2 separate regions of the Homo sapiens genome follow, and region 1 is linked to region 2. The links are chromatin loops, found by intact Hi-C in ENCODE. Cell type or tissue: HepG2. All regions are shown on one strand. Each heading gives the region's core, and the rest is flanking DNA. Links, peaks and the distances in the headings are about the cores only. Region 1 holds the start of PIPOX (pipecolic acid and sarcosine oxidase). Region 2 overlaps SEZ6 (seizure related 6 homolog).

Evidence for each region. Hi-C counts contacts between places; a loop is a spot of excess contacts. Peaks named below come from ENCODE experiments on the same cell type or tissue, not always from the same donor. Only the 100,000 strongest peaks of a DNase experiment are listed, where the experiment ranks them.
Region 1: it touches region 2 in a loop (9-fold over the local background); 9 of 110 quality-filtered maps call a loop at or near these places.

What each region holds. Positions count from the first base shown.
Region 1 is chr17:29,034,774-29,049,723 of GRCh38, reverse strand. It overlaps PIPOX (pipecolic acid and sarcosine oxidase), which reads right to left and starts at 6,583. Exons shown (of 8, transcript NM_016518.3): 1 at 6,385-6,583; 2 at 4,717-4,865. The coding sequence starts at 6,498. RefSeq lists an enhancer at 6,216-7,104. In HepG2, for the core only: a CTCF peak has its summit at 6,910 (motif pointing left); DNase peaks (open chromatin) are centred at 3,763, 6,573 and 6,933; H3K4me3 peaks cover 2,795 bases.
Region 2 is chr17:28,960,672-28,975,621 of GRCh38, reverse strand. SEZ6 (seizure related 6 homolog) reads left to right here. Exons shown (of 17, transcript NM_178860.5): 4 at 5,670-5,865; 5 at 11,475-11,660; 6 at 14,649-14,817. All of the region lies in intron 1 of LOC105371716 (a long non-coding RNA gene), which reads right to left. Among named protein-coding and RNA genes, the nearest start is that of PHF12, 17 kb to the right of the region's middle. RefSeq lists enhancers at 2,797-3,674, 6,568-7,218, 7,906-7,995. In HepG2, for the core only: a CTCF peak has its summit at 9,831 (motif pointing left); DNase peaks (open chromatin) are centred at 6,520 and 9,821; H3K27me3 peaks cover 3,903 bases.

The DNA of each region.
Region 1 (14,950 bases), core at 2,588-10,587, 77 kb before region 2:
TTGGATTGGAGAGAGATTTTTGACCATTATGAGCAAATCGGAAATAAATGTAAAACACTGCCTGGAAATGCAAAGGCCTGTGATTATGGGAGATAGGTGAGAGGCTCCTATGGGAAATGCTTAGAGAATTGGAAACCAGTCAGTCAAAACCGGGATTGGAGAATGGGCCTTTTCCTCCCAGTATGAAGATGGATGGCTTCCATGGGCAGATTGAAAATCATTTAAGTGCTTATTTTCTTAATGGCTTTTTCTAGATACCAACAAATAGACTGCTCATTCTGCATCAATTTCTCACCCCTGTGTTCGTGGCCTCCCTGTCTTCTTTTTTTCTGCTTAGACCTGGGCTGTAAGTTTGGGAAGGAGAAGGGTGAGAGGAGACAAGGGCATCAGCAGGATAAAAAATGACCGGGAAATGAATGGTCAGGACTAGCTACAAAGAAGGACTGAAAGCCAGCACATGGGTTGCCAGGGAACCCTAGAAAAGAGTGCAGCTCCCACCTCCCAGAATGCCCATCAGCTGAGTCAAGAGCATTTAGTATGAACTATTCCTTCCTCCTGACCCTAGCTTGATCCAGCACTAGGAAGAGGTAATTGAAGATTCCTCCCGAGGGCCTTGTTGACTCTGCTATAGCCCGACTAATGCCTCAGATATGATGTAGGGAGTTGGTGATCAGGGATTTCCACCAGTTACTGTAGCAGGACAGGGTGTAGGATGGAGTGGGGAGGAATTGGGAGAGGAGACGGCTCTCCCTGCACCTGCCATCTCCCATCCCAAGCTTCAGCTCTCCCCTCTGTGGGTTAAAAATGCCCAGCAAGCCAGCTCTGAGTCACCTTGGGGAAGGGATTCGAATGGGGACTTGGTAATGGCTGCTGCCTTTGTTGGTTTTGGAGGAGCTCTAGGCATTTCATCTTCCGTTCAGTGGGCCGAGGTGGAATTGGTTAACAAAGACTGCTCCAGGGAGGGGATGTGGCTGACAAGCCAGACACTTCGCAGACACAAGAAACAGCAGCTGCAGAGGGGGCCACCAGGTTCTGCCAGCAGCTGTACTGCCTACGGCTGTGATCTTGTCTGATACTGTCAGCTAAGCAGGGGCAGCCCAGGTCAGGAGCTAGACAGTAGGACTCAAAGGGAGAAGGCGGGGCAGGAAAGAGATGGGCCAGGGAGCTGGGTTTTGCTGTTGGAATCAGCATCCTGGCTGTACACATCACAAAAGATTCAGACCTTGTGATCTGACACATGTGTCATTGTCTGTTCCCAGAATATATGCAAATGTCCCAAACCCACCCATGTTTAGTATGCCGCTGTCACAGGAAGCAGCTAAACAGAATGAAAAGCACTGGACAACCACCTGAACTGCCAACTCCTAAAGGTTTTTTTTTAATCATCATCAAATAGCATTAAGTATGCTCATATCTATCAGTAGTATTATGGTATTGTGCTGGTTCTTCTAGAAAAACCTGGGGAAAAGTAAGAACCACACAGATGATGAATCATTTAGAAAATAAGAATCAGTAAAAGCTAAAGGAATTAGAATGGCTTTTAGCCCAAAGGTAGTAGAGCTGTATTCAGATACCATTCTGAGAATGGGAAGTATCTGCTCTGTGTCCCTGCTAAGTAAAAGAACCAAATAAATTGGTGTGCCTGAGTACATTAGGTTAGCCATAAGAAAGGACTTATAATAATAGAATAATAACAATAGTAGTAAGAATACTTAGCACTCTAGAGGTTTTTAAAGCATATTCACATTACTTTTCATTTTTCGTAACTGGGGCTATGAGACATCAGAATGGTCTTTTAAGAAGGGCTGTGATATTTCCCTGTCTTTAAATGCATAGTAGCAGTCTTTTGACCTGGGATGATTTAGGCATGAACTTATTTGGAGACAGAAATGGACAAGTTAACCAGTTTGAGGTATCTTCCACACCCAGGGCCAGCAAGCTACCACTCAGGGACCAAATCTGGCCTTCTGCTTGTTTTGGTCTGGTCCATGAGCCAAGATGGTTTTTAAATTTTTTAATTGTTGATTTTTTTTAATCCAAAGAAGAATAATGTTGAGTGACACATGAAAATTATATGAAGTTCAAATTTCAGTGTCTATAAATAAAGTTGTATTAGAATACATCCAGGCTCATTTATTTACATCTTGCTTTCACACTACAATGGCAGAGTTGAATAATTGTAACAGAGACCACGTTGCCTGCAAAGGCTAAGATACTTACTACGTGGCCATTTATAGATAAAGCTGGCCAACCTCTATTCTAGACTTAAGAGTATAGTAATTCTGTGATTTGCATTAATGGGATAAGACCCTGACTACCCGGCAGCAACCCTCTCATAAGATTGTGAGGAGAATGGAATGAGTTATAGGTGTCAGGTACTTAGGCAACTCTTAGTTTTTTCTTTTCTTTTCTTTTCTTTTTTTTTCTTTGAGACGGAGTCTCACTCTGTCACCCAGGCTGGAGTGCAGTGCAGTGGCGTGATCTCGGCTCACTGCAACCTCTGCCTCCCAGGTTCAAGCGATTCTTCTGCCTCATCAGCCTCCCTAATAGCTGTGATTACAGGTGTCCACCACCATGCCTGGCTACTTTTTGTATTTTTAGTAGAGGCGGGGTTTCACCATGTTGGCCAGGCTGGTTTTTAACTCCTGACTTCAGGTGATCCACCTGCCTCAGCCTCCCAAAGTGCTGGGATTACAGGCGTGAGCCACCATGCCCAGCCTAGTTTCTTATTGTAAACACTACATATATGGTGAGGAGGAGGAGGAAGATGGTTTTCCAGGTGCTGTTCTAAGCCCATTACCTACTTATCCTCACCCCAGCACCATGACACAGGTATTAGTATCCCTACTTCACAGATGAAAAAAGCTGAGTCTCACCAGAGGTTCAACAGCTCGTTCCAAACCACACAGCTGAGCGTGTCAGAGCTGAGATTTAGAGCCAGGTCCAGTTCCAAAGCCCGTCCAAATTCCTGTCCTCCTGGCAAAGAGGAGGATTGTGCGCTTCTGAGAGTCTCCTACCCAAGGATCCCTCTCCCTCTTTCCTGCTGCCACTCCCCTTGGTATCTGTGGTTGTTGCACCCATCTGTCTCCTCCTGCCTTTCCTCCCACTGTTGCTCAATGGAACAGAATGCAGCTGACCCAGAATGGGTCAATAAGGGACTGCCCCTTATTGAAAGGTGCTAGACATTGGGCCAAGTATTTCACAAAAGTCTCATTTAATCCTCTCAGAGCCCTATCGTAAAAAGTGAGGCACAGAGAAGTCAAGAAACTTTTCCAAGATCACACAACTGGTGTGGAATAGAGCACAATGTCAAACCTAAGCCTGTCTCACTCCAGAATCGTCTCCCTCGGAAAGATTCCAGACACTCTAACGTCTCTTAGTTGCCTCATTGTGTGCTAGGAGGAAGTGTGCCCTCTGAGGCCCAGGGCGATTCTTTTAGCAAAAGATGCTCAGCAGTATTCACAGACAACTGACAGAGAGGGGTCCCTCTGCCGGGCCACCCACCAGCAAGACATGCTCCTTTATTTGGGTGCTGGGTGCATTAGCTGCCTCTGAATAAATCTGTAATTAGCTGCCCTGGCTGATTTGCATAATGGATTTCACTTTGTTCTTAAGTTAATGGTATTTTTGCAACAGAACACTAACCTCTTGGTTCCTGGCCATTAAAATAACCACCACCCTATCAGGTAGAGCCAGGGTTTGTAGGAAGTTCAGTTAAGAGTCACAGAGGAGGTGGGAGGGAGGTGGGATGGTTAAAGTTCCCATTGCATCACAGATTATTGGCTTTCTTTCCCATGAGTGTTTGAAAGGTCAAGGGTTGGAGAGAGCCATGAAGGCAGCAGAGAAAGACGTGGAGGCTCACTCCCTGGCAAGCAATCCAGCCTGGGGAACGTCCCCATTTTGTTCCTACAGGAAAAGGTACTCAGAGAGAACAAAATGGGTTTATAGGGCTGCTAAAGGGGGTGAGGACCCCTCAGGAAAAGTTAGGATGTTGATTTGACTATAAAGAATCCTGGGCCAGGCACGGTGGCTCACACCTGTAATCCCAGTACTTAGGGGGGCCGAGAAGGGCAGATCATGAGGTCGAGAGATCAAGACCATCCTGGCCAACATGGTGAAACCCTGTCTCTACTAAAAATACAAAAATTAGCTGGGTGTGGTGGTGCGCACCTGTAGTCCCAGCTGCCCGGGAGGCTGAAGCAGAAGAATCACTTGAACCCGGGAGGTGGAGGTTGCAGTGAGCCAAGATGGCGCCACTACACTCCAGCCTGACAAAAAAGCGAGACTCTGTCAAAAAAAAAAAAAAAAAAAAAAAAAAAAGAATCCTCCTGAAAGCAGCCTCCTCCTCTATCTCAACCCCTGCCCTAAAAGAGTTGCAGAGGCCTCCACAGAGTTGAAAATACACACTCCAGCAGACTCCTGTCCACTCTGGGCATCTGCCACACGGTGCCTTGCCAGCAGGCTTTCCAGTACTGCTTCTGCTAGCCTTGGACACATGGTCTGAACCCAGTCCTGCAACGCAGAGCCTGGCCAGAGTCAGCTGGACCTGTGGGGTGACCACCATGACAGCAGAACTCTTCCATGCATCTGGTACTTCTTGAGGCCTTGTGTCCCTCCCATTGCATTCCAAATGTTCCATGGCGCTGCCACTTCACACACTAAAAGTACCTGCAGGTGCAGAGCCCCACGATTCAAGGAATTCCTCCCACAGCCCACCTGTGCAATTGGGTTCCAGCCTCGTGCTCCAGCTGGGCCCATATCTGATAGCACTCATGCATCATCCGGGTGTAAAAGTCTTCCAGGTACGCCTTTCGGATTATCCGGCTTTGTCCATGGGAGCTTCCTCGGGAGTGTGGTAGAAAGAACTGGAAGTGGAAAACAAGAGAGATGATGGAAGCCATTACCCCTCACACTGCATCCCCTGTTAAGAGCCATATCAGCATGTGCTGTCAACCAGGAGCCATTTATCCTTCAAATATTTCCACACAATCTGGGGAAGGATTATGCACAGGAAGATAATTTGAGCCCAGGAATTCAAGACCAGCTTAGGCAATATAGCAAGACCCAGTCTTCTCAAAAATTTAAAAACTATCAGGTGTGGTGGCACTTGTAGTCCCAGCTACTTGGAAGGCTGAGGTAGGAGGACTGTTTGAGCCCAGGAGTTTGAGGCTGTAGTGAACTATGATAGTACCACTGCACTCCAGCCCGTGCAATAGAGTGAGATCCTGTCCCCCCACAAAAAAAAATTCACACAATCTTTCCAAATTCTCTCTTTATGACCAATTTACTGACTTGGCAATCAAGATAGAAGTTCTTCAATAGCACTAACTTAGGCTTCCTTTTTGCTAACGTTGTTCACATCCAGAAGTTCTTTTGTTAGCTAGTCTTCAACCATCCTGCTGCAATCTCACCTCACTTAGATTCACAAAGAAGCAAAATTAGAAAAAACCTTCCAGTTCAACTACTCCAGCCCCTTCATTTTATGAACAAGGAAACTGATGCTGACTTTATTTCTCTGTGGCTACAGATCACTCAGGGTAAGAGAACCACCTCAGGATTCAGCAACAATGAGTTTCCTGAGAGGATGAACCAGGAATCCCTTGGGCTTTGAGAAAACTGATAGAGAAATGAAGAAGGTTTCTAACTACTCTGGCTCATTACCAAGAAGAGCAAACCATAGCCAGCCTGGGTAGCTGCAGGCAGAATGGAAAGGGAGAGTCCACTGCAGTGGATAGCTGGGTGGCCCTGTCCTCGAAGGACCCTGCAGACACACAGGGCCCACCCACATATGCAGTGGTCACTGCAGACTGCACTGCGTAGCAGGAAAAATAAGGCCTCAGTCTCACTTATCATGTGTCAAACAAGGAGGCTGCTATTATCTGGAGGTGGCAAAAAATAAAAAATAAAAAAAAAAAACAGAAGCTTCTGCTGGGTTCTGGTGTGAGAGGCCAGGAATATGCAAGACAGAATCCTACCTCTTAGGCTGATAAATCAACCTTTGCCTCTAGGCAAAATTATCTTTACTTTAGGTTACCTAGAGCAGAACCAATTATTTTTCTGGGGTGGGGATCAACCATTTGGGCACAGAAGGGAAAGAGTAGTGAGAAGGAAGAGAACAGGGCCTAGGACGCTTGGTCAAGGGCAGGAACTGGGAAGCAGTAGAAAGAGGAAATGTGCCTAGAAACCCAATGTGGGTATGAGGGATGTGAAACTTCTTTGAATTGCCATGAAACACACTAGGCAGCTAAGATACAAATTACACAGAATTTTTGATGATTCAGTCCCTTTGGCCTTGCCCTGTAGCCTGCTGGCTCTGAAAACCCTTCTGCAGGGGAGGAGGGTAGGACAGTCCTTACAGCTGGGGGTGCAGAAGGGACACAGTACCTGCTCCAGCAGGAGGATCCTCTTCCTGTGTTTGGCCAGGTGGTATGCAGTGAAGCAGCCCTGGATCCCCGCCCCAATCACAATGGCGTCCCAGAGATCTTTCTGAGCCGCCATGATGCCACTCAGCCCCACAGCCACAGAGCCTCAAAGGCAAAGGCAAGCAAAGACAGGCTCCCGGCTAAAGGACGAGGAGGAAGGCAAAGTCCAGCCTGGCCAGTGTTCCCACAATGCCCTGGGGTCGTGTCCTCCCGCTTCCCTCTCTGCCAAGCCTGGCCCAGGGCTCAGTCTCCCTTCCCCTGCGGAGCAGAGCTGGGTAGTCTGATTTGTGAGGTTTAGCCCAGCTCAGCCGCCAGCCTCACCCTTGCATCCCTGTGGCTTTCTATTCTTGGCTCAATTATTGTCATGCAAATGGGCTCCTTCCTTTGCCACCTTCCTGTCTCATTATGATCTTTGTCTCAGGACTTCGGCCCTGGAATTTCAATGCCTCCTAGACCATACTGGGCACCGGGAATGCTGCCTCCCCCTGCTGGTTTTCCCCTCTTCAGCCTGATTTGCTTTAGAGATTCTAGAGGGCCCCGCTAAGAACTTGGCACGATGCCCAGAATAAGACCCACCTCCCTGGTGGGTGGTGAGGTCAGGGGGTAGAGGCAGGGGCCAATTGGGAGGGCAGTTTTGTAATTATGAAATTATTCCCAGCATGTTTTACTTTCATTTTGAAGAAAGAAGAAATGATCCTGAAAAGACAGAAAGGGCAGAGTGAGAGGAGGAGCCCTCTCCTCAGCCACAGAGAGGGGACCAGGCCAGCCCAGTGCCTGGAGGGGCCCCGTGTTGAGCATCTCTCTGTCCCAGGCAGTATGCTTAGTAAGTACTGATACTGGCATTTGGGTAGGGCTTGATTGTCATACAGTTCGAGGGTACTCTTTGAGAAAAAGAAAAAAGGAGAATTATTAATACAAAATTAGATGCCCGGATGTGGAAGAAACTGTTCAATTAAGGACCCCCATGGTTGAAGTTTCATTTGCTTCATGGTAAATTTGCCTCTGCATGAGTTATCTCATTTACTCCTCATAGCCCTAGGAGTTTCTGCGGGTTTTTGTTTTTGAAGTTTTGGTTTTTGAGAGGATCTCTGGGATCTCACTGTCACGCAGGCTGGAGTGCAGTGGCACGAACTCGGCTCACTGTAGCCTCCACTTCCTGGGCTCAAGGGGTCCTCCTACCTCAGCCGCCCGAGTAGCTGAAACTACAAACGCATGCCACCATGCTCAGCTAATTTTGTTTATTTTTTGTAGAGACGAGGGCTCACTGTGTTGCTCAGGCTGGTCTCGAACTCCTGGACTCATACAATCCTCCCACCTCATCCTCCCAAAAGCTTGGATTACAGGTGTGAGACACTGCACCTGGCTTAGGAGTATTTTTATGCCTACTTTTGGCAGATTAAGGATGGCCCCAAATTCTTTTTCACTCCTTCTATCACAGACTCTGTGACTGCTTGACCCATAAAATATGGCAAAAGTGATACCATGACACTTTCTGGCACAGCCCTAAAGAGACTGGCAGCTTCCTCTTCTTATGTTGGAGCCCTTACTTTTTTTTTTTTTTTGAGAGGGAGTCTCGTTTTGTCATCCAGGCAGGAGAGCAGTGGCACTATCTTGGCTCACTGCAACCTCTGACTCGTGGGTTCAAGCGATTCTTCTGCCTCAGCTTCCCGAGTAGCTGGGCCTACAGGCGAGCGCCACTACACCCAGCTAATTTTTCATATTTTTAGTAGAGACGGGGTTTCACCATATTGGCCAGGCTGGTCTCGAACTCCTGACCTCATGATCCGACCACCTCGGCCTCCCAAAGTGCTGGGGTTACAGGCATGAGCCACCGCACCTGGCCAAGGAGCCCTTACTCTCTGAGCCCTGAGCCACCATGTTAGAAGTGCAGGCACCCTATGGGAGAGTTCACATGGAGAGGACCTGGGACCAGGTGGAGAACTCTATATAAGAATGAAGTTATCTTGGTTTGGGAGGCTGAGTCAGGAAGGATCGCTTGAGGCCAGGAGTTCCAGACAAACCTGTGCAACATAGCAAGACCTTGTCTCAAAGAAAAGTGAAGTCATCTTGGTTCCTCCAGCCCAGCCTAGCACCAGCCAAATAGTACCAAGTGACCCAATTGATGCTGCATAGTGCAGAAGAATCACCCAGTCAAGCTTCATTCCTGATCCACAAAACCATGAAACAGAATAAAATGGTTGTTGTTTTCAGCCACAACATTTTGGGGAGGTTTTTTACACAGCCATAACCAAAATATTACTTAATGGCTGAAGACGTGAAGGCTTAGAGAGATTCTATCTTACCCAAAGCAACACCCCTGGTATACAAAGACACTGAGGCTGGGCACAGTGGCTCACGTCTGTAATCCCAACACTTTGAGAGGCCGAGGCGGGAGAATCACTTGAGGCCAGAAGTTTGAGACCAGTCTGGGCAACATAGCAAGACCGCATCTCTACAAAAAATGTTAAAAATTAGCCAGGGATGGTGGTGCATGCCTGTAGTCTTACTTACTTGGGAGGCTGAGGCAGGAGGGTCACTTGAGCCCAGGAGTTTGAGGCTGCAGTGAGCTATAATCACACCATTGTACTCCAGCCTGGGCAATGGAGCAAGATTCCAGCTCTATGGAAAAAAAAAAAAAAAAAAGAAAGAAAGAAAAGAAAGACACTGAACTGTGAACCTAGGTCTGTCTGCCCCAGAATCCGTTCCTTTAACCACTGTGCTTTACTGAGGATGAGTCAGAACTTGTAATGATGATTCCGATTTCAATATTTTGCTATTTCTCCCACAATGAGTGGGAGAAAATAATGGTCCAGGAAACCCACATGACTACAGGGAGCTGCCCTGCCTCCTTACAGTGGCCTGCCAAGGCCGCCAGCAATGCTTCTCATTCCACAAGTAATCCCCCAGACTGATCTTGGCAACTGGCTGTCCTCTCAGCCTAGCCCTTTTGTTCTTAGGAAAACAGGAGCCCAGAGAGGAGGTGCCATCGGACTGGATTTTTCTTTATCTTTTTTTTTTTTTTCCTGTTACAGGATTTCAGTCTGTCACCCAGGCTGGAGTGCAGTGGTGTGATCATAGCTCACTGCAGTCTCAAATTCCCAGGCTCTGCTGATCCTCCCACCTCAGCCCCCTGAGTAGCTGGGACCACAGGAGTGCACTACCACGCCCAGCTTATTTTTTGTAGAGACAAGAGTTTTGCCATGCTGCCCAGGCTGGTCTCAAACTCCTGGGCTCAAGCAATCTGCCCACGTAGGCCTCTCAAAGTGCTGGGACTGGCTGGGTGCGATGGCTCACGCCTGTTATCTTATCACTTTGGGAGGTCGAGGTGGGAGGATCTTTAGAGGCAAGGAGTTCAAGACCATCCTGGCCAACATGGCGAAACCCTGTCTCTACTTAAAAATACAAAAATTGGCTGGGTGTGGTAGTGCAGGCCTGTAATCCCACCTACTCAGGTGGCTGAGGCAAGACAATCCCTTGAACCCGGGAGGCGGAGGTTGCAGTGAACCGAGATTGTGCCACTGTACTCCAGCCTGGGCGACAGAGCAAGCCTGCCTAAAAAAAAAAAAAAAAAAAAAAAAAGTGCTAGGTTACAAGCAAAACCTACCATGCTTGGCTTTTTTTTCTTCTAAAAAAAAAAAACCCCAGAATATATATATATATATATATATATATATATATATATATATATGTATGTATATTTCAAGAGTCCAGAAATCCTCACAACTCCATATGCCACTCCCACCCCCCGGAACAGGCCAGCATCCACATCACAACTGGACAGCTCCCCAGAATAAAAAATGGCTGACATAACCGAGAAAAATGTACTATCTGAGTATGTAAAGGCTTGATATAAATATATAAGATCAGCCCCCAGATTTCTCTTGATAAGATGTCAGAGGAGATGAACAGTTTACGTACAAGGAAAAGCAGACAATAAATCCTCACATGGAAGTGTGCCCAGTCTCACTAGCAATGAAAGAAATGGGAATTAAATAACTTCAAGGTACTATTATGTGCCTATTAAATTAGCAAAAATAAATAAAAATGACAATCTCTTATGTTGTCAGTGCTGTGGGGACAGAGATAGAGGAGGGTGGCAATTTGGGTTGTCAGGATCTCCTGGAGGTGGCTGAGGCAATACACAGCAATCCGGGTAAAACAGCTCAAACCTTCTGACCTAGAAATTCAACCTGGGGAACCATATCCCAAGGGGAGACAAAGGTATGAAGATATTGATATCTGTGCTTTTACAATATAAAAAAATGGGAAATAACTCAACCACAAGGAATGGCTGAACAAGCTCTGGCTCGCTGGCACAATGGAATACTACGTAGCTATTCCAAATAACAAGCTGGACTCTGCTATGCAGAAATGTGTGTATGAGATAACCCTGAGAAAGGCAAGCAGAACACAAACAGACACACACACACACACTGCAACCAAGTGTTCTGTGTACGTGCGATCAAAAATCGAAAGAGAACTTGGTGGAGTAATTGAGCTTCATGCTCATTAGTTGCCACATTCTATAAAAACCACACATCCATTCACAATTTGTAAAAGAAGGAGCAAGCCCCCGGGGAAGCAGATGCTTCAAATCTCCCTGGCCCCTGGTTCCAGGGCCTGGGGAATTTCACTCTTTGTTCTAATCTCAGTTCTTCCTGCTGCCCTCGATATTTCTTATTGTTCAGTCCTCCAGGGAAGCTACAAAGCGTCTCTGTATCCCATACCCCCACCCCCACTTTGTTTAATACAATATCCCTTCAGAGATAAAATGACAATTCCATTTCCCCATCCCTACTTCACAAGGCTGCCCTGGATTCCTGGACTCAAGCATTCTGCTTCTCATTAACAATTTCAAACAGCTCCTCCGAAAGCAGACACTGGCCATGGCCCAACCTTGAAATGAAAAGCGAATCGACTTCTGAAGGCTTCCCCTTCTCTCAGGGTTGCCCGTCCTTGCGGCTGTCCTGACAGGGACAGGCAGAGAGACGCTATCCACTCAAATTCCATTTTAACACCCATTCTGGATCGGAAGACTATTAAAGGGAGAGCCAGCAGCCTTACACCTTGCTGCTTGTGTGTGTCAGCAATCGCTTCTCGTGTCCTGGGGCAGAGACGCTGAGGATATGAGGCTGAGCTGCTCATCTGATGGCTTGATTGACACTTTGCAGACGGGGGTGGGAGAGCTGAGCCAGGGAAGCGGCAAGCTGTACAGATCAGAAATAATGAGAGGACCCGAATCCGGAGAGAGCAAGGAATAAATGAGAGACCTAGGAGTTGGATGGCGAGGGAAACGCTTCTGTTCTCTTTTCCCTGCTCTGCTTTGCCAAGGAGCCTGGGGCAAGGAGGCAGGCAGGCAGACCAGGAAGGGCTCCCTGGACCCATCCTGCCAGCTGCTGGGGCATCTGGGGCATCCAAATGTGCAGAGGATGCCAGCGTGAGAAAACAGAGAGCGGCAGAGCAGGCTTTGTGCGTGGTCTCTATACACATCGCTGGCCCAGTTCGAGTCTCAGGTTTAATCTCTTCTCTGCCATCCTCCCTCCCTTTGCCCCCGGGGTCACCTACCCACCATCTCTTACCTAAATTATTGCATTAACCTCAAAACATTTCTCCCCGCCCCATCCTAGCCCCTCTTAATCTATCCTCCGCATCCCTGCCAGAGTCATCTCTCTAAACAGCAAATCTGAACTGGTCACTCCCTGCTGAAAATTATTTAATAGCTGCCTATTTCCTATTAGGATAAAATCTAAATTCTTTAGCTTGGCACACAAGGCGGTTCACACTCTGGCCTCTACCTGCTCTTGCAGCTTCGTCTCAGGTCCCTTCTCACTGTGTCCTTTATGCCCGGGCAACGCTGAGCCTAGAGAGGTTTTAGCATTCGGTGTGATTCTTCCAAATTCCCCGACACCCCCAAGCCCCCTTAGACAGTCTCTCTCCTATACTCCCTTCCCACCCTGCGCATCTCAATAACACTGAGCATATTGCATTGTAATTGTTTGCATGCCTGCCTTCCCCCAAGCTCTTTAAGGAGAAAAAGCCTTCTTTTCATTGTCATTTTTTTGTAGGTAATACATACATATAGAACAACATAGTGTACGAAAGAGACCACTGTGGAAAGGACGTCTGTTTCCACCCTATCCTCAGCTGCTTAGTTCTCCTCATCAGATGCAAGCAACGCTGTTGCTATTTTCTTTTGTGTCCTTCCAGAGATGTTCATGGGTAGACAAACATATACAGTATATTCTCTTTTATTCATCTCAAAAGTAGGGTACAAGAACACCCTGGTGTTTTCATTTTCTTTATCTTGGCAATCCACATCAGTCATACCGAGTGGGCACCTTCTCCCTGACGGCTGCATAGTATTCCATGGTGTGTAGGAGACATTTGGGAATAAGAAGGCACCCCCTCCTGTTTACTGATAGGTAGTGAGTTTCTCTGGCTCTCATAGGTGCCCTCGAGTCACAAAGCTCTCTAGCTGTCTGCTATTGGGTGTTCAGGGAGGGCGAGATGCCTGTTCTGGGCTGGCCCAGCAAGGTTTATCAAAGGCTGACAGCGCCCTCTGTGAGTGCCCAGGACAGCACCCACCTTCAGACCAGGAGGTGGAGGGGATTGAACACCCAGAGACCCTGGTTTCTGCTTCCTTTGTATTTGTTAAATGACATATATTAGAGTCAATGCTTCTCCCTCAAGATACAAGAGTACAGTTGCTAGGCAGACTCCAGGGGAGGGCAGAAAATAAGAAAAGTCTTGGGAACTAAGACCATAACCTCGAGAAAATACAAAGTCATGATTTAGCCTGGAAGTGAGGGGCAGGCAGGATAAACTCGTGAATGAGCACCCTCAGACCTCACTGGGACAAAAGGAAATGCACTGAGACAAAAGGAAAAGGAGGGTGGAGTGGCTTTCATCTGTCTCCAGGCGAAACTTCCCAGCAGGTAAACAATGGAATCTTCTTAGCCTTATTTCCAGGTCTTTCTCTGTCAATCCTACATAAAGACATGTCCATATTTGCACACTTATCTGACTGTGGTGCCCCAAAATATCCCCAGGTATTCATTAAGTGGTGTCTTCATACACATGTACATCCGAGTGTGTATATTTCTACCCCTAGGCTTTTGGAGAAGGCCCCATTAAAGCTCAGCAGGCAGTGGGAAAAATGAGAAATCAGAGTGCTCAGAAGTGGTCCTGTTTCTCTGTGGAGGTGAGGGTGTGTCTGGGATGGAGACGAGGTATGTGTCCCCTGTTGGCAGCTTTCCCTCCCTTCTCTGCAGAGATGCATTTCCATGTCTTTCTTGTGCCTCACAGCCTGGATATCACTATACCCTAAAGTGGGGAGTTGGGGAAAGAGTGGAAATTGGGAGCAGGAAAAGTAAACAGCTTTTGCATGAGCTGGATTGGCTTGATAGGTAACAGGGCAACAAAAATTCAGCAGCATGCAGGAAGATTAACTCCAGCATTGGGCCCTCTAGTAGTCTCCTTTCTGGGTAGATGTGGTCTTCCCCTCCTAGCTCTGCAGCCAGACCTGCTGATTTCGCTGTTTATTAGGGAACATAGACAGATATGCAAACTCAGGTCTTCCCCACACTATCCCGCCAGCCATAGGGTCATGGAGGCAGAGAATCCAAGGGAAGCCTGAGAAAAAGGAGGAAAGGAAAGCAGAATTCTGGATAACAACTTCTAAGCCTTCTTCAGTGCCCACCTTCTGCTTGTTGCCTCCAGACTGGCCCCTAAGCCAGTCTGGCCCATCTCTCGGCCACGATGCCTGCAGACACATCTTTCTTACTCTTTTTTCTCACTGTTTCTTATTCTGTTCTTTTTTCTGTTTCTGCCTTGGGTCCCCTTCCTTCCTTTGAAGTCAAGAGAGAAAGAGAGGTTTAAGGTAAAGCCTAGCGTGGTATTGTGGCATGCATCAGTAGTCCCAGCTACTCTGGAGGCCGAGATTGGAGGATCACTTAAGCCCAGGAGTTTGAGTCCAGCCTGGGAAACATAGCAAGACCTTGTCTCTAAAAAAAGGAAGAAGAAGAAGAAGAAGAAGAAGAAGAAGAAGAAGAAGAAGGAGAAAGAGAAGGAGGAGAAGGAGGAGAAGAAGGAGAAGAAAGAAGGAAAGAGAGAGAGAGAGTAAGAACATAACTAAATAAAAATAAGGGAAGACCTTCATGGATGGATAATAGGAAACCAGGACCTAGCTAGGGAAGAGGCCTTGAGGCAGTGGAAAAGGGAGAAAGGCCTAGAAGAGCCAGGGAATCTTTGGTGCCAAAGCCAGAAGGCTTTGCTTCTTGTTGAGAAGCCTAGAGCTTTTTCTTCTCACTGGGGTTTTTATGGGAAGTTTAAGCATGCTAGAGCTGGGAAGGCTCAGCTGTACCCCTCCCTCCTCTCTCACCTGGCTGCTGGTTTAGACAGGACTGTCATGTTTGGAATTTCACACCTCTTGAATCTGTAGACTGGTGTCTTTCATGTGCTTTGGAAAACTCAGCCATTATCTCTTCAAATACGTTCCTCTGCCCTATTCATTCTTCCCCCTCTTTCTG
Region 2 (14,950 bases), core at 5,834-13,833:
AGGGATGACAGGGTGCAGTCAGGTCTAGCCCCATGGATTTTGGCCACTGTCCTCATCCCTAAAACAGATCTTACCCCATAAGGTTTTCTGGATAAGTGCCAATTCAGAAGGGCACAGAGTCTGTCTTGTAAGACTGGGGTTTCAGTGTTGGCTCTGCAGCCCACCTCTCTGTGACTGAGCTAAACCCCTGGCCTTCTCTGTGCCTCAGTTTACCTCTCTATAAAGGGAGATTGAACCAGATGATGCACCAGGCTTCTCCTAGCCAGTCCCTTTGAGTGTGGCTCCTTCTCTGGGGTCAGCAAGCTCCCTTATAGGCCTGACTGAGCAGGGGCACCTCAGGTTCTTGGCTCTGCTGCTTGCTTCCTGGCAGCTGCAGAGTCTGGGCCAGGGAGAGGGTGGCTCCAAGGTACAATGCCTCCCAGGCAGAGCCCTGGCAGACCTGAGGGCAAAGTAAGTTCATAGCCGGCTATCATTTCTGCTGCAAATGCCAAGGTTTTACCAGGGTGTGGCCCACATCTCCCCATTAAATGGAAAGATGACTGCTAGCGCTGTGCCCCTCTGTGCTAAAACCCTTACTGGCAGGATCTAACCAAATCCTTACAAACCCATGAAGTAGGTAAACTATCCCCATTTCACAGGCAAAACTGGGGCTCAGAGAGGTCATATGACTTGCCTAAGGCCCCTCAACTGGTCAGTGATTGAGCCGGGATTCAATCCAAGACTCAAAAGCCCCTGTTCTTCCCTTGGCCCAGGAGATAGGCCTGTCTGTGGCACAAGGCAAATCCAAAGTGGGAGACCCAGGCGGAGACCGGTACCTGTCAGGATCTGCCCCAGATGCCCTTTCCCAGTCAGCCCTGCCTGATTCTGGAGGACATCCACTTGGAATTCTCCCAGTTCTGGGGAGGGCCTGGGGTTGCCAGGCACACAAGACAGGACACTGGACCAGGAATCATGAGTCCTGGCCTCGAGTCCTGGCTTTGTCTTGGACTCACTGTGTGACCAAAGAGGATCTCTCAACTTCCCTGATTACAAGGTTCCCTTATCTATAAAGTGCAGGAAAACAGCCTGCCCTGCCTCCCTTATTGAGACTTTATGAGAGCTGAAGAGATAATGGATGTGAAAACTGCGAAGGTTCTTGTGGGAAAATTGTGATTATCCTATGGTTGCTGTGAGGGAGCACGGGTGTGTGAGGGCATGCGAATAGGGTGGTGGTGGCGCCTAGGCATAGTGTGAGAGTTTGGATTGGTGGGTTATTTTCTGCCAGGGGGTGGAAGTGCACGTGCCATGACACGTTTGAGGGGGCTGTGTGCGTGTAAGTGGGCCTGTGTCCGAGTACACACAGGTGATGGTGACCAAGAGAGCCTAGGAGACCTGTAGCCAGCATCTGGGGGTGGGGATCGCACACAAGAGTCATCTTTGAGCTCATCTGCCTATGCCGGGTTGTACTGGTGCAAATGAGTACAAAAACTGTAGTGCCATCTCGTCTGTGGGTTACGCCATTAGGGCACGTGCTGGAGGCCTGACTGACAGCTTCTATGGGGACAGACAGGGCAGATGAGGCTGTTGAGCTAGAGGTTGGCAGAAGACAACCTGAATCCTTCCCACCTCCCATCCTGGAAAGGGCCAGCCTCTCAAAGTGGCTGTATTTCCTCCTTGAGCTGACTCCATGGTCTGCTGGAAGCAGGGCAGTGTTAGACAGCCCAGGGTCCTGGAGGAATTGTCCTCAGCTCCCTCTGCTTTTGTCTTCCCCCTGCCTGGCCCCCAGGTCCCCTCCTGTCACTGGCTATGGGTATGGAAGACAGCCCTCAAGAACAGAGCTGACATTTCAATCTGTCTCCCAGGCTCTACAGATGCCTGCAAATTGCATCAAGACTTCATCACCCCTCCTGTCCGACACCCAGCCCTGTCTGGCCTCTGTCAGCCTGGCCCTCAAACAAGTGACAAATTACATTCCAGCCACTGCAGCAGACCCACAAGAGGGTGCTTGAAACCCAGGGGACCAGAGCTGCACAGACAGCCTCTGGTTGAGAACAGGGAGCCTTCTGGATAGGAGCCACTTCATTCCACACTCTCATCCCAACCCTCACCACTAGACTGGGCCGGGAGCCAGGCCAGCTTGAAAGGGCCATGCCTCCCCTGGACCAGAGGGGGCCAGAGGTCTCAGTCTCAGTTTTCCCAGCTTTACAGACTGCTAGGAGCAAGGGTGGCTGGTGGGAACTCAAATCCCAACATCTTAAAAAAGCCAGGCCAAGCCAAGACCCACCTCCTTGCTAAACCTGGGGGTGCTGAGCTTGGGAATAAAGATGTCTAGATGTTATTTCTACAGAAGATGCCCCCATGAAGTTGGGAGGATAGGGAGCTGCCTTGTCTCAGCAAAGCAAGACTGCTTAACCCCTATGTGACCTTTTGCAAGTTCCTTAGCTTCTCTGAGCCTCTGTTACTGGTGGGTATTTTACCACCTATCTTATAGATTCACGGTGAGGATGAAAAGCACTTAGTACAATACAAGGCTTGACACACTCTATGATGGCAACTGTTGTTACTCTGTCGCTACAGCTTCTCTCTGGTCCCAAAGCAGCAAGATCAGGAAAAAGAAGCTAGAGGTCAAGCCAGAGGTATATGGGGAACTAGGAAGAAAATACAAATTAATTTCTAGTAATACTTCTCTGCCTTTGCTTTCGTGGTAATTTCCCTGTAGTGAGCGTCCTCCCTTCCTCCTTCTCCCAGTGCTCCTCTCTTCAAGGCACTCTGAGACCCACCTGCTTCAGGCACTTTCCCTGAGCCTCTGAGCCCTTCGCTCTCCCCCCGAGGATTCCTGCTGCCTGCATTCAGTGCCACTTAAGGCGGAATTATATGCTGCCTGGCATCTCTCGATAATTACAGATTCCACGTGTGTGAGTCTTGTTTTCCCAACTCTAGAATCACAGAATCTCCAAGTTTGAAGGGACCTCATCCAGCCTCCGCCTGCTGCAGGAATTCCCTGAGGAATGTCCCCAGCAGATGGTCAGGCAGCCTCCGCCCAAACGTGCCTGGGTGGAGAGTTTCTCACAGAGAGGAGACGCCTCGGCCTCCAGCACCCTGCCTTGAGCCTTCTCTTCAGCCCAAAGACCCACCAGGTCTTTCCTCTCAGGCAGGGGTAGGGACCTCTCCCTGCCCAGCTGCCCCTTCTGGAGTCCCCAGGGCACATCTCTTCTCAGCACCCAGTCTGAGGGGCCCTGAGCCTCGCAGCAGCCATATCCTTGGACCTGGCTGGGCTCAGCATCCTCTATGCTTCTCAGCTCACAGGTATCTGATGGGGAATGTCTCTCCAGCAGCCCACACATTTACTCTTTCCACACGTCTTTGTTGAGACTGGCCAGTGAAGAGGGCACTGTGACCCAACATGCCACCCTGGGCTTTAACAGCAAGATGGGCAGGGGCCAGTGGGGAGAGTCTGAAACAGAAGGACTGCTGGCCTAGCCTGGGAGGCAGACGATGCGGCCCTAAGATCTGAAAAGATGACCAGCTTCACCAGGAGGGGAAGAAGGGAAGATATTGCCCCCGCAGAGTCCCATATGTGGATGCCCAGGGGGCAGAAGTGAGGGGTGGTCTGCGGCTGCAGTGCACGTTAATGAGGGCCGCAGAGATACTGGCACCAAATGTGAGCTGGGCAGTTTGGAGCTTGTCCTCCAGGCAATCTGAAATCAGCAGGAGATGAGTTGGGGATGGGAAGTGTTAGACAGACAGAAAGCCATTCTCAAGTGAAAAGTAATGGGCAGGAGGTAATTAGGGCCAGGACAGTAACAAAAGGATAGAGAGGAGGAACCCATTGGAGTATTTGGGAAATAAGACTGGGAAGGATTTGGTGACTCACTGATGCCACTTAACCATCCCAGGTGGTCAACCCTTGAAACCCTGCTTCAGAGCAACATGGTAGGAACCTTGAGCCCATGTAGATCAGTGCTTTTGAGTTGCCCGAGGATCTTGTTAAAATGCAGAGTATGCTTTAGTGGGTCTGAGATTCTGTATTTCCTTTTTTTTTTTGTTTTGAAATGGAGTTTCGCTTTTGTTGTCCAGGCTGGAGTGCAATGGCGCGATCTCGGCTCACCGCAACCTCCGCCTCCCAGGTTCAAGCGATTCTCCTGCCTCAGCTGCTTGAGTAGCTGGGATTACAGGCATGTGCCACCACGCCCAGCTAATCTTTGTATTTTTAGTAGAGACGGGGTTTCTCCATGTTGGTCAGGCTGGTCTTGAAATCCTGACCTCAGGTGATCCACCTGCCTTGGCCTCCCAAAGTGCTGGGATTACAGGCGTGAGCCACAGCGCCCAGCCAAGATTCTGCATTTCTTACAAGTTCCCAGGTGAGGCTGCTGATGCTGGTCCAAGAACCACATTTTAAGTAGCAAAGAACTCCACTAGTTCGTTTTATAAAATGAGGAAACTGAAGTTCAAATAGCAGCATATTTGTCCAAGATCACATGGTTAGGATGAGGTCCCAGATTTCTGGGCTCCCAATCAATCCAGTGTTCCTTCTATCAAGCCATGCTGCTAATTTCCCTCTGGGCAGAGTCCGTCGTTGTCCAATCCTTGTTTGCCTGAATGGAGGCATGGAGCCCAGAAAGATGCTCAAGGGACTGAGGGCCTGAAGATCAGCATGATAGCAGAGGAGACTGTGACAGCCAGGGGAAAGGATCGGAGAAAGAGGCTCAGAAAAAAGAGAGAATCACGATTGACATGCGGAGGGGCATGGTGTAAGGCCCAGCTGACAGTCAGCAGGGGCCAAGTTGGGCAGGGCCTTGAGGGCTAAGCAAAGAGTTTGAACTACATATTATCGGCTTCACAGACTCAATGGGGAGCCACTGGAGGACTTAAACAAGGAAGCACCATGATCAGCAACAGATCTAAGACCGTTAGCTGGCTATAGTTCAGAAAATACTGCTGTAGAGGGAGGAGTGGGTTAAGCCCTACAGGCAGGAAGGCTGGCCAGGAGGCTGCTGCGGTGATCTAGGTGCACAGTAACGGCGATAAGCTGGGGAATGGCAGTGGGGATGAAGAGTAATGAACAGATTTGAGATCCAGTTGACAGGACTGAATGACTGACCAGGTATGAGGGAGGAGGCAAGATGCCAGTTTCTGATTTGGACACCCAGGGAGATAGCAAGATCATTCCCAGGGGAACTGCTGGCTAGGGGAAGACAGTCACCTAGCATGAGGCAGGCTGGGTGTGAAGCATCCAACAGGGATGTCCAGGGGAAGCTGGGCACATGGATCTGATATTTAAGACCTCATACTGCTGACCAGGGCCTCGGACACCATCTGGTTCAATACACCTACCCCATCCCTACTTTACAGATGAGAAAACAGAGCCCAGGGAGGGGCAGGACAGGAAGCAGCTGGTGTATCTGAAAAGCTTGGAGACAGAAAGATGTGTTTACAAACCCCAGTTCTGCTAAGAATCTCTATGTGACCTTGGATAATTTACTTAATCTCTGAACTTCCGGTCCTGTCTCACACTGAGATGAGCAACTCCTGCACTGCTGAAGTGCCCAGCTCAGGGCCTGGGGGCTCCGATGCTCAAGTAGCATTGAGGATTGATCTGCCCGGGGCCTGCAGGATCCTGAGGGCGGCAGGATCCAGGCAGCAGGAAGAAGTCTGACTACTTTGCTTTTCTCTCTCTACTCTACTGACAGGTCCAGAATATCAGCCTCCGGGAAGGGGAGACAGTGACTGTGGAAGGCCTGGGGGGGCCTGACCCACTGCCCCTGGCCAACCAGTCTTTCCTGCTGCGGGGCCAAGTCATCCGCAGCCCCACCCACCAAGCGGCCCTGAGGTTCCAGAGCCTCCCGCCACCGGCTGGCCCTGGCACCTTCCATTTCCATTACCAAGGTAAGGCCTGGGTAGTTGAAGGTGGAACCAGCCCAGACTCGCTGCCCTCCTTGCTGGGGAGGGGGGTCTCTGTGCAATTACATCCTAGAGGGAAGGAGCAGAGAGGGGCTAGTGACACATAGCACAAATGTCCAGTGAAGCTCTGGACAATTGGAGGTAAGTATCGCGTATCTGAAACCTCCAGGATCTTCTCTCTTCCACCCACCACCCTGCAGAGAGCTGGTCTTGACTCAGGATCAGGTAGCCTCTAGGTGTGCCCGTTGTCCCTCATTCATTCATTCAGCAAACTTTTCCTAGGCACCTGCTCTTTGCCAGGCTTGTGCTGGACACTGGCAATGTCAGGATGCACCAAGGTCCTTGTCCTCAAGGAGTTCTTTCTCAGGAGGAGGCAGACACTTAAACAGGCAATAACAATAGAAGCCCTCCCCAAATGCAAGAGGGTGAAGGTCAAAGGGATCTGACAATGACCATCTGCTTAGCTGCCAGACTGCCCTTCCTGAACTGCTTCACCCACCTTGACCTGGCCCATGCCCCAATCAGCTCAGAACACCTCTGGAAATAAGGGAGCAGCACGATGTAATGAAAAAAAATCACAGACTCAGGCAATGGGCAGATCTGTGTTTGAATCTCCTCATTGGCTGTTGACCTTGGACAAGTCATTTGACCTCTCTGACCCTTCTGCTGTAATATGAAACCAAAACACCTACCCCACAAAGTCATGGTTAGGATTAAGCAAAATGGTACATGTCAAGTGCTTAGCACATGCTTCATTAAGGAAACCAGTATTACATGACTGGCAGGATGGGAGAGGGAGGAAAAGGGGCTCAGGACTTTGCCGCTGTCTCAGCTGTGTCCCTCCTACCCATCCCCCTCTCTGAGCACAAAGTCAGCTCGATCCTTTGCATGGGTTAACTATTTGAGACTAGGGAGAACTAATACGGAAATAATTGGTGTGAACAATCAAGGGATTGTCTTGCATTGTCATGGACCACTTCCGCAGTCCTGCAGGGGACCACAGCCGGGCAGAAGAGCCAGCACTCTGGAGATGGGGCTGCTTGGAACCCCACCTAAGGAGCACTCACCCTACCCTCACCCCTCCACCCAAACTACTGGAGCAGTCTGGCATAGCAGCAGGGAGCCTGGAAGTGGATGGGGCTGTAGAGTGGCTTGGCAGAGGCAAGGGGCCAGCTGAGGCAAGGGTGAAACGTCTAGGCGGCCCAGCTAGCCTCCCTAATGGCTCATCAATCCTCCCTGGCAGCAGGCATAATTTCACGCCATGATAACCTTCTCTCTTGCTGCAAATTCCTTTGCACAAAACTCCGGACCTCCTCTCTGTCGGGCCAGACAAAGGTGGCTGAATGGCAGTGAGCTGGAGGCCCAGCAAGGGGGAGCAACCTCCAAGGAAGGGCTGGAAGAGCTGGCCTGGTCCTGCCTCCTTCTCAGCTCCCAGAAGCCCTCCCTCGTCAGCCCAGTTTTTGTCAATGATCAGCTCTTGCCTTAATGAGTGTAATTCCCCTAATTATAGGCTGTAATTAGCCCTGATCCCAGAGATGGGAACAGGAGGAGCGTGTGCTCACACGCAAATCTCCGTGGGCTAGAGAAAGAGGGTGCCAGAAGAGGGGGTGAGGGGCCTAGTACCCACACCTGTGCTCGAGCTGTCCAAGCTGATGTTGGAGGTCACAAGGATGAGCCCTCACAAGGGCCTTATCGCAAGACCAAGTCAACTCCCCTCCCACAGCCTCAGGCAGGGTGGGGAGGCAGACGGCCCTGACAGACATCCCCCTCCTGCATCCTCAGCATTCCTGGCACTGGACTTGGCTCCAGAAACAGACTCCAGTGAGAAAATAACTCAACAGATTGCAGTGGTTCAGGCTCCCCGGGAACGGTTGTCATGGCAACAGGAGGAAGCTCATCCTGGGAAGTGATACTTTAACTACTATGGAGTCTGGGGGCTTCATTGTCTGCCCCCAGCCTCCTACAGTTCCAGCCCAGTTCCACCCCATTCCAGCCCAGTTTCCTCATCTGTGAAACGAGGGCCCTCCCTTACTAGAGTGGTGATAAGAACTCAAAGGGGAAGATGTAAGGGGAAATGCTGGGCCTGAGCCTGGCTCATGGTCTAGACCCCACTAGGCGTCAGTTAACCTCTTAACCTCCTCCACTCTGGGTGTGGTGCCCCACACCCCTTTCTCCATCCCATCCTGGACTGGGACCTCTCCCCAGGTCACTGTGAGTGGCTGCCCTGGACAACCACCCAGAGCAGGCTTGTCTGTTACTCTCAGATTTCTCTGACCCCTGAACCCAAGTTTCTACTTCAAATGAGGAAGCAGGTGGGGTGGTGGTGGAAAGCAAGAAGGCTTCAGAGCCCAGGAGCTTCAAGTTCCTGGTCTAGTACTTCCTTGCTGTGTGATGAGGGCACAGGGTCTCTCTGAACCTGTTCTCATCTGAAAATGGGCTCATAGCCCCTACCTTGCCTGCCTTTCTCCCAAGCATATTGTAGACATCAAGAAAGAAGAGTGTGAAGGCATTTTAGAATCTGGAAAGTACATGTAGATGTGAGGTGCTATTATTAATCAAGATTACAAACAATAACAGCAGGCTGATGTCTTAGGCATTTGTTCAGGAACTGCACATATGTCTTCTCACTTAACCTCCACAACCTTGGATGTAATACTGAAAGTGGGTGGATAAATGAGGCAACTGAGGCACAGAGAATTTAGGTAACTTGCCCACGGTGGCACAGCACGTAGGGAAGAAGCCTGCATTCAAACCCAGGCAGTCTGACCCACAGCCCACCTGCTAAGCACTGCCCTGTACTGCCTGCCAAGCACAACTAGCCACTTACCGACCATTCTCTCCAGAGCCCCATGAGAGACAGAAGAGGAGGAATTCTCCTCCCACTTTCACAGACATAGTAACAGGACAGGTGAAAGTCATAAAACTCAAATTTCTGGACCCTGGTCTGCCCTGAGACAGCCTCTTTTTCTTTTTCTTTTTCTTTTTAATGGGGGGGAAGAAAGAGGGCCCATTTTTCTATTCACACAAAGGCACCCAGGAACAGAGGCCTTGCATGGACCTCTCCTCCCATTTACCTGATACCATCAGTGGGGCTGCCCCCTACCCCAAGACCCAAGATCTTCAGTCTAGACAGTCCTCACTTTTCCTACCACCCCAAGGGTTATCAGGCTCTGTAGCACAAGCCTCTCAGCCTCTCCTTGACCCCTCCAGGCCTTTGCTCTCACCTCTTAGACGCAAGCCAGGATCTTCACTTTTTTTTGAGAAAGAGTCTCACTCTGCCGCCCAGGCTGGAGTGCAGTAGCGCAATCTCCACTCACTGCAACCTCTGCCTCCCGAGTTCAAGCGATTCTCCTGCCTCAGCCTCCCAAGTAACTGGGACTACAGGCGCGTGCCACCATGCCCAGATCATTTTTTTTTTTTTTGTATTTTTAGTAGAGATGGGGTTTTACCATGTTAGCTGGTCTCGAACTCCTGATTTTGTTATCCACCTGCCTCGGCCTCCCAAAGTGCTGGGATTACAGGTGTGAGCCACCGTGCCCAGCTGGATCTTCACTTTTATTTTATTTTATTTTATTTTATTTATTTATTTTATTTTTTGGAACATGGAGTCTCACTCTGTCGCCCAGGCTGGAGTGCAATGGCATGATATCGACTCACTGCAACCTCCATCTCCCCGGTCCAAGCGATTCTCCTGCCTCAGCCTCCCGAGTAGCTGGGATAACAGGCGCCTGCCACCATGCCCAGCTAATATTTTTGTATTTTATTAGTAGAGATGGGGTTTTGCCATGTTGGCCAGGCTGGTCTTGAACTCTTGACCTCAGGCCATCCGTCCACCTCAGCCTCCCAAAGTGCTGGGATTACAGGCGTGAGCCACTGCACCGGGTTGATCCTTTTAGCTACCACCCCAGCTTGACCCCAGGATCGGGATATGCCAGATTGTTTTGTAGGATTTGCTGCCACCATTTGGTCAAATTTGGTATGACAATTCCAAAGCTACCAGCTTTCCCAGGGCAACTTGTTCTTTCCCCAACTTCCATGAAGGCAGTGCACTGCCTCCCTACCCTCGTCCCCATCTTTTTCTTGTTTGTTTGATGTTGTTTTTCGAAACAGGGACTCACTCTGTCACCTAGGCTGGAGCGCAGTGGTGCAATCATAGTTCACTGCAGCCTTAAACTCCTAGGCTCAAGCGATCCCACTTCAGCCTCCTGAGTAGCTAAGACTACAGGTACACATCACCATGCCTGGGTATTTTTTAAAAATTTTTTACAGAGATGGGGACCTCACTATGTTGCCCAGGCTGCTCTTGAACTCCTGGCCTCAAGCAATCCTCCCACCTTGCCCCAGCCTACCACCATTCTGGATTTTGTTTGTTTGTAAGTTTGTTTTTTTGAGATGAAGTCTCGCTCTCGTCCCCTAGGCTGGAGCGCAATGGCACGATCTCGGCTCACTGCAACCTCCACCTGCCGGGTTCAAGCGATTCTCCTGCCTCAGCCTCCCGAGTAGCTGGGATTACAGGCGCCTGCCATCACGTCCGGCTGATTTTTGTATTTTTAGTAGAGATGGGGTTTCTCCATGTTGGCCAGGCTGGTCTCGACCTCCTGACCTCAGGTGATCCGCCCACTTCGGCCTCCCAAAGTGCTGGGATTACAGGCATGAGCCACCACTCCCGGCTGTTTGTTTGTTTTGAGATGGAGTTTTGCTCTCGTTGCCCAAGCAGGAATGCAATGGAGTGATCTCAGCTCACCACAACCTCCACCTCCCGGGTTCAAGCGATTCTCCTGCCTCAGCCTCCCCCGTAGCTGGGATTACAGGCATGCGCCACCATGCCCGGCTAATTTTGTATTTTTAGTAGAGACGGGGTTTATCCATGTTGGTCAGGCTTGTCTCGAACTCCCGACCTCAGGTGATCCGCCCACCTCGGCCTCCCAAAGTGCTGGGATTACAGGCATGAGACACCGGCCCGGCCACCATTCTGGTTTTAAAAGAAGTCCATGGCCATTGGCATCAAGCTTTTTAGCATTTCTCAGTGAATACTGGGAAAGCCTTTACTGTCTGATTTCACTCTTTGCTGCTGCAATTCATATTTATTCCCTAAAGGAAAAACAGTATCAACACTTTACATCTGTATAGGTTTTTCACTATTTCAAGTGCTTTCATGTCTACGAGTCATTCAATAAGCATTTCCTGAAGATATAATATCAGCTGGGTACCAGAGATACCAAGCTAGATAAAATACTCTATCATTTCTTCTCACAGTAACCCTGTAGGTAGGCTAGGATTTTAAACCTCATTTAACAAATGAGGAAACACACACACAAAGATTAAATAACCTGCCTAAAGTGTCATAAAGCTTGAGCCAGAACCTAACCCTTCTAATTTCCAGCTCTGTCTGCTCCACTAACCAGCCCAGGCTGCTGGAAATATCACTGGTAACCTTCTAGGGAGGAGATTGGAGTTGTTTTGGAACTCCTAGTGCTTCCTCTGGCCCCAAATGACACCTCCAGGCAGACTGAGGCAGACCTCCCCCAACCAATGGCCCAGCTCCCGCCCCCACCCTGCACACATACACAGTGTCACCCGTTCTCTGTTTGCAGCCTATCTCCTGAGCTGCCACTTTCCCCGTCGTCCAGCTTATGGAGATGTGACTGTCACCAGCCTCCACCCAGGGGGTAGTGCCCGCTTCCATTGTGCCACTGGCTACCAGCTGAAGGGCGCCAGGCATCTCACCTGTCTCAATGCCACCCAGCCCTTCTGGGATTCAAAGGAGCCCGTCTGCATCGGTGAGTGCCCAGGGGAAAGGGCTCAGTGCTGAGCAGAGAAGTGAGGTGGGGGCTCATCCCTGCTCTCTGTTGCTCTCTGCCACTTTCATTTGCTCTTCATAAGGAAGCCAGAAAATGGCCATGCACCTCAGTGGCATTCATCCAACCTGCACTTATTGAGCATCTACCAGATGAAGGCACCACAGGTACAAACAGCTGAATTAAACAGGGACTCTGCCCTCAAAGAACCCACATTTCCAGGAAAGGGAGAAAGGAGAAAGCACAGAGGTCACCAATTTCCAGGGGAAGAAGTAAAAAGCACCAATGAAAAGACATAAAGTGACCTGGGAGGCAAGGGCGCAATCATTCTTAGCTGGACATTTAGGAGGCTTCCTAGGGGAGGAGGCACTGCAGGTTTGACATTTAAATGGAGAGAACAACGTGGGCAGGGACATAGAGGCAGGCAGGTGAGGGTGTTTAGGGACACAGAAGACAGCCAGGTTTGGCTGAAGCCTGAGACATGTGGCAATGGAAGGGCCTTGAGTGTCAGGGCAAGATACAGGCTGAGGAGCTGTTGAAGCTTATGAGAAGGGAGGGCCTTAGAATTCCTCAGGAGATGACTGGGAGGCCAGCCAGGCAAGACAGTTTGAACTTAGATTGTGATTTGGGGAATGAAGCAGAGGGAAGTTCCAGAAACTGATGGGAACTGGGAAAAGGGAAAGGGGACTCCCAGGTCTGGTCCTGAGTGATCAGGTCTGGGATTGCTGCCAATGAAAAGGGGCTTGTTGGAGAAAGGAAGACTCAGTGTTTGGTTTGCAGTATGAAAAGCAACTTGGGCTTTTTTTTTTTTTTTTTCTTCGAGACGGAGTCTCGCTCTTTCACCCAGGCCAGACTGCAGTGGCGCTATCTCGGCTCACTGCAAGCTCTGCCTCCCAGGTTCACGCCATTCTCCTGCCTCAGCCTCCCGAGTAGCTGGGACTACAGGCGCCCGCCACCACTCCCAGCTAATTTTTTGTATTTTTAGTAGAGATGGGGTTTCACCATGTTAGCCAAGATGGTCTTGATCTCCTGACCTCGTGATCCACCCACCTCAGCCTCCCAAAGTGCTGGGATTACAGGCGTGAGCCACCGTGCCTGGCCGGGCTTTTTCTTTTTAGTGGGTATGGGCTTAGGCTTTTGAATCTTTTTTTTTTTTTTTTTTTGAGATGGAGTCTCCCTCTGTCACCCAGGCTGGAGTGCAGTGGCACGATGTCCGCTCACTGCAACCTCCACCTCCCGGGTTCAAGCGATTCTTCTGCCTCACCCTCCAGAGTAGCTGGGGTTACAGGTGCATGCCACCATACCCAGCTAATTTTTTTGTATTTTTAGTAGAGATGGGGTTTCACCATGTTGGCCAGTCTGATCTCGAACTCTTGACCTCAGGTGATCCACCTGCCTCGGCCTCCCAAAGTGCTGGGATTACAGACTTGAGCCACCATACCCAGCCATGAATCTTATTTCATTCTATAAATTCTTCCTGGGTGCCAGGCACAACCAGAGTTGAATAACACAGATGCTTTCTCAGCCCTCGAGGATCTAGCGGGGAGGCTGGCAAGCAGCTCAGTGCAGAGGATGCTACAATAGGAGTAAAGGCAGAGTGGTGGAGGAGCCCAAGGGATGGAGAGCTACTCCAAGATGAGAGAGGAGGCAAGCAAGGCTTCCCAAGGAGACAGCATGGAAGGATTTCAGAAATATTAGTTTGGGAAAGTGGGGTGGGTTCCTGGAACTGCATATGCAGAGATGTGCAGGCATGAAATAGCACAAGATAGTGAGCACACAGTGAAGTGTGCCTGAAGCAGAGGGTATGCGGGGAGAGGGGACTGAAGCTGAGTCTAGAGAGAGGTGGATTCATAAAGGGCTTGAACACCATTTTCAGCTTTAACTCTATCCTGAGGGTAATGGGGAGCCACTAAGCAATTTTCAGCAAAGGATGGGGCATGATCAGATTTGAAGGGCAGTTCCATTCTGAGACCAAGCTGAGGCAGGTCTGTCCTTTCTGCAGAGAAGAAACTTGCCCCAGCCCCCCAGGAGCTTTACTAGGTTACAATATTCTGCTGCCTTGAGCATTTGGAGACAAAGGTCCTGTGTATTGGTCATGGCAGCCTGGTCTCTGAGAGTTGGGTAGGTCAGAGCTATGTGTCCAGGAGAGGAAAGCACTGCCTGGAACCAGCCATACTCCTCTTGCCTGAGGACCCCTCTCTGGCCTCACATAACCGCCAGGAGTTTGTGGCCAAGTAACCCAGCAATCCTCACAGATAGCCATAGGCAAACTGTTCAGTCTCTCCTTAGAAAGAGAGGACAGCCCCAAGCCAGTAGGGTCAGCACTAGAAAGGTCAGTCAGCCCAGGAACGGCAGTGGTAGTGAGGCCGGGGCGGATGGCATGCACATCAGGTGTTTGCCGCCCGGATCTAGTGCTAACCCCTTTTTACATTCATTCACTCATTTTATTCAACCAACGCTGAACACCAACTCTGTGCCTGGCCTGGAAAGACCTGGTTCCTGCTCCAGGGGGTCCTAGTTAAGGGACATACCCAAACAACTGATTTTAGGAAAGTGGCATGAGGTAGAAGTAGCAGATGTATCCAAGAAGGTTGAAGCCCACAGTAAGGGCTTTAGTAAAGTCTACCTAGGGAGAGTCGGCCTTCTAGAGAAGTCAGCAGAGAGGGAAAGTGACTTACCTGGGCACACAACCAGGCAGTGATACATCTACCCACAGTCAAGAGAGTTACCCTGGTCAGTCCCAGGGGTGTGAAAGGTTAGGCGGCAGGATTCTGGAGCTCAGGCTGCCTGGAGATGCAGGTTCACAGGGCTAAAAGGTTGACCTTCAGGACGATGAGGGCCAAGATGGCAGGGAGGCAAGGTCCCCGCTGCTCCAAGCAGAGGATATAGGGCTGGGATAGGGAGGAAGGCATGTTAGGCTGCCTGGGTTCAGGCAGGGGCCTAGCCTACGTCCTGTCCTGGTCTTAACAGCTGCTTGCGGCGGAGTGATCCGCAATGCCACCACCGGCCGCATCGTCTCTCCAGGCTTCCCGGGCAACTACAGCAACAACCTCACCTGTCACTGGCTGCTTGAGGCTCCTGAGGGCCAGCGGCTACACCTGCACTTTGAGAAGGTTTCCCTGGCAGAGGATGATGACAGGTGAGGGGCTGTCCTAGTGGAATGGGAGTGCCTGGCCTGGTAATACCCTGCTGGAGGGACGCTACCCAAGCCTGGGGCCACACCCCATCTGGGTCAGCCACCAGCCTACATAGCTGCCACTCTCCTGGTTCAG